2 separate regions of the Homo sapiens genome follow, and region 1 is linked to region 2. The links are chromatin loops, found by intact Hi-C in ENCODE. Cell type or tissue: adrenal gland. All regions are shown on one strand. Links, peaks and the distances in the headings refer to the core of each region. The heading gives the core; the rest is flanking DNA.

Region 1 (3,943 bases), core at 815-3,314, 200 kb before region 2:
TGACCAAGATAGAATCGGCATGCAGGTGACAGCAGATGGGCATCCCTGTGAAACCCCATGGGCCTGGACCTCCAGGGTCCTAGCCAGTTTGCTCCAAGTTCTGTGTGGACTGGGGATTTGGAGGCAAGTCTGTGGGGAGACTGCCTGGGGCTTGTGCCTGCTGTTTACCTGTCTGCTGTTCAGGCACATGATCAGGCCAGTGGGTGTGCCCAAAGGTGGGCGTGGTTGCAGGAGTGCTCACGTTCATACACGTGTTTACACACACGTGTGCATACACGGGGTGCCAAGGCTATAGGTCTTGCGAAGCATGCAGGGCCACTGCCTTTTCCTGCTTTTAACCCCCCTCCTGGACAGGCCTGTGTTCTCTCTGAACATCTCACAGTGCACATTTATGGAGTGCCTGCTGTGTGCAAGACCTGAGGGGTTGGGGCAGAGCAGTGCGCAGGGCAGCTGGCCCCTAGGGGACAGGAATGACTGAGCACTCACACAGTGTCTTTCTGTCCTGGTCCCCCTGCACAGGAGCCCCCAAGGCCAGGCACCCCCGCCTCTACTTCCCAGAGGAGGACTTTGAGGTCCTGATGCCTGAGAGGGGCACCTGTTGAGTCAACAGAGGGGACGGACAATGAGACCAGCAGTCCGGTGCTCAATTCTCCATCCTAAGTGCCAGAAACCCCTACTTCAAGAGAAAACTGGCATTGACAGGGCCCACCCAGAATCCTCTCCTGCACCCTCCTTTCCCCTACTGGAAACCACACTTTTTGGGGGGCATTTCCCTGGGCATCCTGTAGGAGGGCATCACAGCTGTTAGCAGCAGGAGGAATTAAGGGAAGCTCTGACCTGAGTTAGACTGGACCGTGTAGGACAGCACTACCCCATGTCTGAACTGGGGACCGGGCCACCCCTCCCCCAACACACATACCACACACACGCATGCACACATACACACATACACACACATGCACACATGCCCAGAGAGGTGATGGGAGTTGCCTAAGGATGCCCATGGCGAGTGCTGGCCCTCTCCCTCCCAGACCCAGTTTGTTCCTTTAACTCAGGCTGCCCACTTTCCTGTCTCTTCTTGCCCTCCCCGCCCCCCGCCCCCCGAGTCTGAGAATTAGGACCCTGGTGGCTGAGGAGGATGATCTGAGGCATGATCAGGTGCTCCCTTCTGGGCCACTATTGGCCCACCCTTAAGGTGGCAGGATGACATGGAGTTTCGGCCAGCGTGAATATAGGGGCTGGAGGATCCCTGTCTTTCCTTGCCTGGCACCCAAATGCAACCTGGAAGACCCTGAGTGAAGGCCCCTTTCTGGGAAGAGGATGGCATTATGGCATGGCCATTAGAATCTTTGGCTATGGACACTGTGACAGCCCAGGGCAGAATCCAGGATTCCTCACTTCTAGCTGTGGGCTGTGGGCAGGAGGCTTCATCCTGCTGAATCTTAGTCCCTAACCTGTACCGAAAAGATGAACATACTTCATGATGTTTGGAGAGGGAGGCATTGTCTCGGATCAGGGCCCAGGAAATGGCAGTTGGGGTGGTCAGTGCTTATTCTTGTAAGCAAGAATGTGTGGCCAAGCCAAGTTGTGTCCAGAACACCTGGACCCACAGGATTTGGGCCTGCCTCGTGGCCCCAGGATTTCGAACCCAAATTCCAGTCCTGACATTGCCTCACCAGCTGGTTGGCCTTGGGCATGTCCCTGGCTGCCTCTGGCTGCAACAGCCTCAGCCCCAAATGAGCACATCAATCCCAGGGTCACATGGAGGACAGAATAACCAATGAGACATCAGAAGGGCCTTGCAAATCACAAGGCTTGTGTCCCTTTTGGGGATGCTGGAGGGAGGAACAGGTACCTACCAACTCTCAGTGGGTCCCTTGTGCACTCACACCCAGCGTTCTGGCCTCCAGTCAGGCTGAGAGGTGCACTTCCCCCATACAGGGGAGAGCTGCACTCATTTGGGGACCCTCTCCCGAGCCCTGCCCCTGCCCTCCCCGCCAGGCCCCCAGCAGCCAGGTTGGAGAGCTCTCACTCAGGGAGTCTGAGTCCCCTTTGAAGCTGGGAAGTTTGCACTGGAGGGGCAAAGGCAGCCTGCATTCAAAGCATCTCTCCTGGCCCTTAATTACCCTTCTTCACCCATAGGTGGAATTTCCACTCAAAGAGCTAAGAAATGCACCCGTGCTGCCGCCAGGGACTGGGTTTCCCTGCTGCCTTTGTGTAGCAGCCGCCAGCGCGGCAGTGGCACACAGCTCGGGTTTCTGATTTTAATGATTTCCTGAATTCATTCCGTTTCCTACCTCAGGGAAAGGAGAAGAGGTGATCCTCTTGGAAATTCACATAATTGCTTTTATTTGATTTTTATTAAAATGCATTCAGGAATAATGTGATTGCCCCCTTTATTAGATTGTTCATCAAGCTGGCATGGGGAATCAGCCTAGAAAAAAGTGGTGGGCACAGGAGCCTGGTGTGTGATGGGGAGCGGGCACAGTCCCGCGGCGGCCTTGGGGGCTTGCCTCTCACTGGGGGAGTCACGCCTGCCTCTGAGCCTCCCGCTGCTCCTGTCTGGGGAGGTGGGCCCACTGCAGGGCGTGTTGGAAGAATGAAAGCTGGCAGTCAGTGTGGAAGGCCGTGAGCACCGTCTAAATCCCCTCCACATCCCAACCCACTCCTCCTCTGTTGCTCCTCTGCCCACCTCTGAGGCCACACACAGGCTGACACGGAGACCCGTGGTGATCTGGCATAGCAGCACTGACCCCACACTCGCCTCCGCACTCCCAGTTGCCTGTACTTCTACGATGGCCTTTTTGCCAGTCTTGCTGTCCTCAGGCTCAAGGTCCTCAGTGCAGTTTTCTGTGGCCCACCTAATCACACCACTCCCCTGTTCAGAAACTTGGTGGCTCCCAAAGACCCCTTTCTTGCCGGAGACTTTTGCTTTGGGTTCCTTTGCACGCGCTGGAAGGTGAAAATAATCCAGACCTCTTAGACCTAGTTTCAGTGCTTGAATTGCTTTGCATGGTGGGATGTGGGTGAAGCTGCCTTGCCTCTCCTAGTCTCAGTTTATTGGTTCAAATAATGGGAACTCCAAGACCTTCCGTAGGGTCAGTGAGAAAATGGAGTACAGGGGGTCTGTAACTCAGGCGGCATGTACGTGTGTGGGTGAAATCGTGCCACGTGACCCTGTGTTGCAGGAGGCTGAAGATGCTTAGCAAATATGTGGGGAGAAGGCAGGGCAGGTCCAGCGCTGGCCCCAGCAGAGGCCACAGACCAGCTGAGCAGCCACTGTGACAGGGACAGTTTTATTCTGAGCACCCCTACTCCCATTTTCTGTAGCCCCTCCCCTCCTCCCAATGCAAGAGTGGAGCTGACTTTCACTGCGCTCAGTGAATTTGCCTCTCACCTTCTGGGGGGTTTTGCAGTTTCCAGAAGAGGGGCACAAATATGTTCACTGGGCTTCCAGGAAGTGCCTCACCCTCTGAGCTCACCATGTCTCCAGACTGCCCAAGGCATGTTTTATTACCCTTGAGATATGGTGAAATACATATTTGTTTCCCCCTCCTCCCATCCCATTTCCTGGCATAGGACTCCTAAAATCCTTGGACTCTCCAAAGTGATAAGTTTCTTTTTGTATGCTAATGAGTTGATTGCTGGCTGGCTGCTCCTAGGACACTTCAGGATGTGGGCTGGTCACCAGAAAGACCAAGGATTAGAGGGTTGGGGCTTCCAGCCCCACCTCCCCCATCTGGGGGTGGGTGGGGAGAAGGGCTGAAGGTTGAGTTGATCACCAATGGCCAATGTTTTAATCAATCATGACTACATAATGACATCGCCATAAAAACGCAACAAATCTGGGTTCCGGGAGCCTCCAGACAGCTGAACGTTTGGAGGCACTTGGAAGGTGGCACTCCAAGAGAGGGCATGGGAGCACCCCTTCCGGACCTCGCCC
Region 2 (3,943 bases), core at 696-3,195:
AAGATGGAGGAAATGTTGAAATGGAATGGGACGATGTGAAGTTGAGAAAGAACACTGAACTAGGAGTCAAGGGGTCTGAAGCCCTCCCTTGGTTGAACCCCAGATCTGGGGACACAGAGGTAGGTAAGCACATTTCCAGTCCTGTGGAGGGCGCAGTCTTTCATGGTAGAAACAAACATGGAAACAAATACTTACTTGTACAGACAGTCCCTGTCTTATGGTGGTTTGACTTAGATATCTCCACTTTGCAATGGTGCAAAACTAATATACATTCAGGAGACGGCAGCACGATACTTTCTTTTTTTAAAAAAAATTTTATTATTATACTTGAAGTTTTAGGGTACATGTGCACAACCTGCAGGTTTGTTACATATGTATACATGTGCCATGTTGGTGTGCTGCACCCATTAACTCGTCATTTGGCATTAGGTATATCTCCTAATGCTATCCCTCCCCCCTCCCCACACCCCACAACAGGCCCCGGTGTGTGATGTTCCCCTTCCTAAGTCCATGTGTTCTCATTGTTCAATTCCCACCTATAAGTGAGAACAAGCAGCATGATATTTTCTCGCGATGCTCAGCAGTGACAGTGCACTGTAGCTCCATCACTCACGTGATCACCAGAGTCAACAACTCCCACTGTACAGTGTACTGTGTTGCACAATGATTTTGCCCAACTGAGAGCTAATGTAACTGTTCTGAGCATGTTTAAGTTAGGCTAGGCTAAGCTATGTAAGATGTTCAGCAGGTTGAGGATTGTAAGTTGCATGGGCAACTTACAATATTTTCAACTTATGATGGGCTTATCAAGATGTAACCCCTTTGTAAGTCAAGGAACATCTATATATGTGTACTATCCCAGTTATCAAACTGTACCTAATGGTTGCCCACCCAGGAGGAAGACAGCTATGCTGCCTAGAGGCTGGGTTGGCAGAAGGCTCACAGGAGAGGAAGAAGAGGGGACATCTGAGCTGGCTGTAGGGGAATCAAGGGGATGCTGTCATCTAGACAAAGGGTAGTAGTGGGGGAGGGGATATTTTAGGTCTCAAGCTGTGGCCTGTGAGGTCAGAGTCTTCTGGAGTAGGGGTAGACTTTGTCCAGAGCCTGTGTAGTGTGTGGGGTGGTGGTAAGAGTGGAGAGAAAAATGGAGAGATAGGAGTAAAAAAAAAAAAAGACTTGAATAAGATCGTGAGTCACCTCAATATTGAGTAAGGGGCTTATCAGTAAAATCACAATGGTGGGAAAGAGCCGTGGCAGGCTTTGAAGTCAGAAAGAGCTACGATATATTCATTCATCTATTCACTCATTCATTCATCAAATACATATTGAGCACTGAAGATCCTGCAAGGAGCAAAGCATATCTCCTGCCCTCATGAAACTTGTGGTCTGGGGCAGGGGAGACCAGAATTTATGAAAGAACCACATGGATAAGTCCATCAGTTAAGACCATGATCAGAGTGGTGAAGGAGAAGCCAGGATGCTGACTGAGAGCTTGAGAGTGAAGAGGAAGGGGAAACAGAGGAGGTTGGAAACCAGGCTGTAGGAATTCGGCCATGTGGATGAATTGGGAGCTTATCCCAGCTGCCCAAAGCCTCTGGACTGCTTTAGTCGGGGTAGGGCTCAGCCTCTGCCTTGCTGTGGACCTTGGGCAGTGCCTCCTGCTGGCTCAGTCTTGAATTTCTCATCTGTACAATAAATAGGCAGGACAAGGCCACCTCCAAGGCCCATGCAACTCCTCCAATTTCCTCCCTCCTCCCTGCTGTCCTTGCAGCCTGTCATTTTAGAAGGGTCAGCAGAGTCAGTCTTAATTTCACATGGTGTTTCCTCCCACGTGTCTTCCCGCCTTCCTCCTCAGAAGCTCCCCCTAGCCTCCTGGCCACCTTTGTCCTTCATCAGCTGAGCCTGGTGAGGGGTGGGGGGCTACTGACATTGAGGGGCCTTCCTGATTGTGAAGGCACAGGGTCCTGCTGATGAAGCCCCCACTCCTTGAAGGCTGTGTGTTTGGGGGGGCCCAGGGAGGCCAAGTCTTGGCTGTGGCCTGGGACCCCTGCCGGGCATCGAGGGTCAGGCTATATGAACTGATGTGGTGTGAGCCTTGTGTGATGGCCAGAGCACCGGGTCCTGGACCCCAGTCTTGGCTCTGCCCTTAACTTGCTGTGTGTCACCTGGGCAGTCACACTCATTTCGGCTTCTGTTTCCTGACTTGTAAGATGAAGTGGTTGTTCCGGAGAAGTCATTTGATCAGCAATGTAGAGCTCTTTTTTTTTTTCCAAGGAAAACCTTACATATAATCCTGATATACAAACTAGATAAAAATGGAGTTGCTTATCATGGTGGGTGAGGGTCTGGGGACCTGCCCCCTTCACTGGTCTGACCCAGGGTTCCCTGGGATGGATAAGTTAGGCTGGATGGTCTCAGGGTTCCCTGACATGTTGGAATCCTGGAGCTGGAGGAGGCTTCTGCAACTGTTTCAGGGCAGAGAATGATGGGTGGGTGAGGCTGGGGATAGCCCATCCTGGTGCCCACTGGTACCCGCCCCTCCTGCTGTTGGTCCAGGGCACACAGTTTGGAGCAGCCTCTGGGGATAAGGAAGGACCTCTCTCCCACTCATATGTGCCTGTGGCTCTGGGAGGAGTGTCTGGTCTGTTGGGCCCAGTCCTTGTCACTGATCTCCAGGGCTCTTCCTTTTCAGAGGCATCGGGATCCTGCTCTCTGTCCTCCACCCCCAGCTTGATGGAATGCAGAAGGGGAGGGGAGAGGAGGGCAGTGGAGCTGAGGCTGAGGCAACATCTTGAATTATTTTGCAAACATGTTGGGTCCACCAAAGCCCAGCACACATCTTGTCCCCGGCACCCTCTCCCTGGATGTGTGAGCCCATATGTTCCTGGGCAAATGTGCTCCATCTGCCTGGGCTGCATTTGCAATTAGCTCATCAGGATGCTGTTCTCTAATAGCCCTTTGATGTCCAACGAGCCTCCTAAGCCTGTGTGTTGCCTTCCCTTTGAAGCAGGACATCATGTTTTGCCAGAAGTCAATGAAACGCCCTAGTAGAACAGAACAGTTTAATTCCCTCCTCAGATACAAGGCTGAGAAAGTTCAAACAGGCTTCCGCCCGTGCCTGCTGTCCCAATCGGCCTGCAAGATGCCCATATTGGAGGCCTGGTAAGGCCATGGCCCCTGGGGCTGGGCCTTCTGAGGAAGCTCTGGCCTCCTCCACCAGGGAACATGCCCAAACCGCCTGGTAGCTATCACCTGGCCTTGTATCCTCGGCCTCCTCTGACTGAATTTGGATTTGTCCATGACCCTGATTCCTGAACTGGCTCTCACCTTGACTTGCTGTTTCCCTGGACCTGGAACTGGCATCAGGCTCTGGCCCAGCCCGGGCTCCTCACTCAAGTCCTGTGTCTCATGCAACTCAGCTTGGCTTGCTTTGGGCTTCAGAGCTCCCATCTCAGCATTGACAGCTCATGGCAACCCCACCCATTGTGTGTCCAGGGAGTATTCCCCCAGGGCTGGCTGGGGGCCGCAGGGTCAAGCCTGACCTGAATGACCTGGTCACCAGGCACTGGTTCTCATACTAGCATGAGCACCTGCTGATCGCCTGATCTGAATCCATCTGCTGTCTCAGGAATTTCAGAGCCTTGCAAACTTCCCTTCCCTGGTGATTTTTGGGAGTTGCTAAGGGTGTGGTTCCTTCATGCATTTTCGATGCAGCTGTCTTTGTTGCTCACTAGAGCTGCTAACAAACCCAGTACTAGGGACCCCTGGCTATACCAATGTCCACTGTATAGGGCCAGACCAGTATTACTGGCTAGTGCTGCCTCCTAAAAGTAAGGCATGCCCAAGCACAATGCAGCAAGCTGTTCTTGGTCTCCCAGCCAATGTGCCAGGCTGCTCCATCACCCACTGCTTGGATGAGAGCTGAGTGGACTAAGCTACCAAC

Evidence for each region. A loop is a pair of places that touch in the nucleus more often than their neighbours do. Peaks named below come from ENCODE experiments on the same cell type or tissue, not always from the same donor. Only the 100,000 strongest peaks of a DNase experiment are listed, where the experiment ranks them.
Region 1: a loop joins it to region 2, with 2.0 times the contacts of the local background. A loop is called at or near these places in 27 of 110 quality-filtered maps.

The regions. Positions count from the first base shown.
Region 1 is chr10:79,050,678-79,054,620 of GRCh38, reverse strand. It overlaps ZMIZ1-AS1 (ZMIZ1 antisense RNA 1), which reads left to right. Exons shown (of 10, transcript NR_024431.2): 4 at 1-25. Among named protein-coding and RNA genes, the nearest start is that of ZMIZ1-AS1, 15 kb to the left of the region's middle. RefSeq lists an enhancer at 1-225. In adrenal gland, for the core only: a CTCF peak has its summit at 2,143; DNase peaks (open chromatin) are centred at 1,730, 2,950 and 3,210; H3K27ac peaks cover 195 bases.
Region 2 is chr10:78,850,752-78,854,694 of GRCh38, reverse strand. No RefSeq gene overlaps it. Among named protein-coding and RNA genes, the nearest start is that of ZMIZ1-AS1, 210 kb to the left of the region's middle. RefSeq lists an enhancer at 2,666-3,253. In adrenal gland, for the core only: a CTCF peak has its summit at 1,652 (motif pointing left); a DNase peak (open chromatin) is centred at 1,605.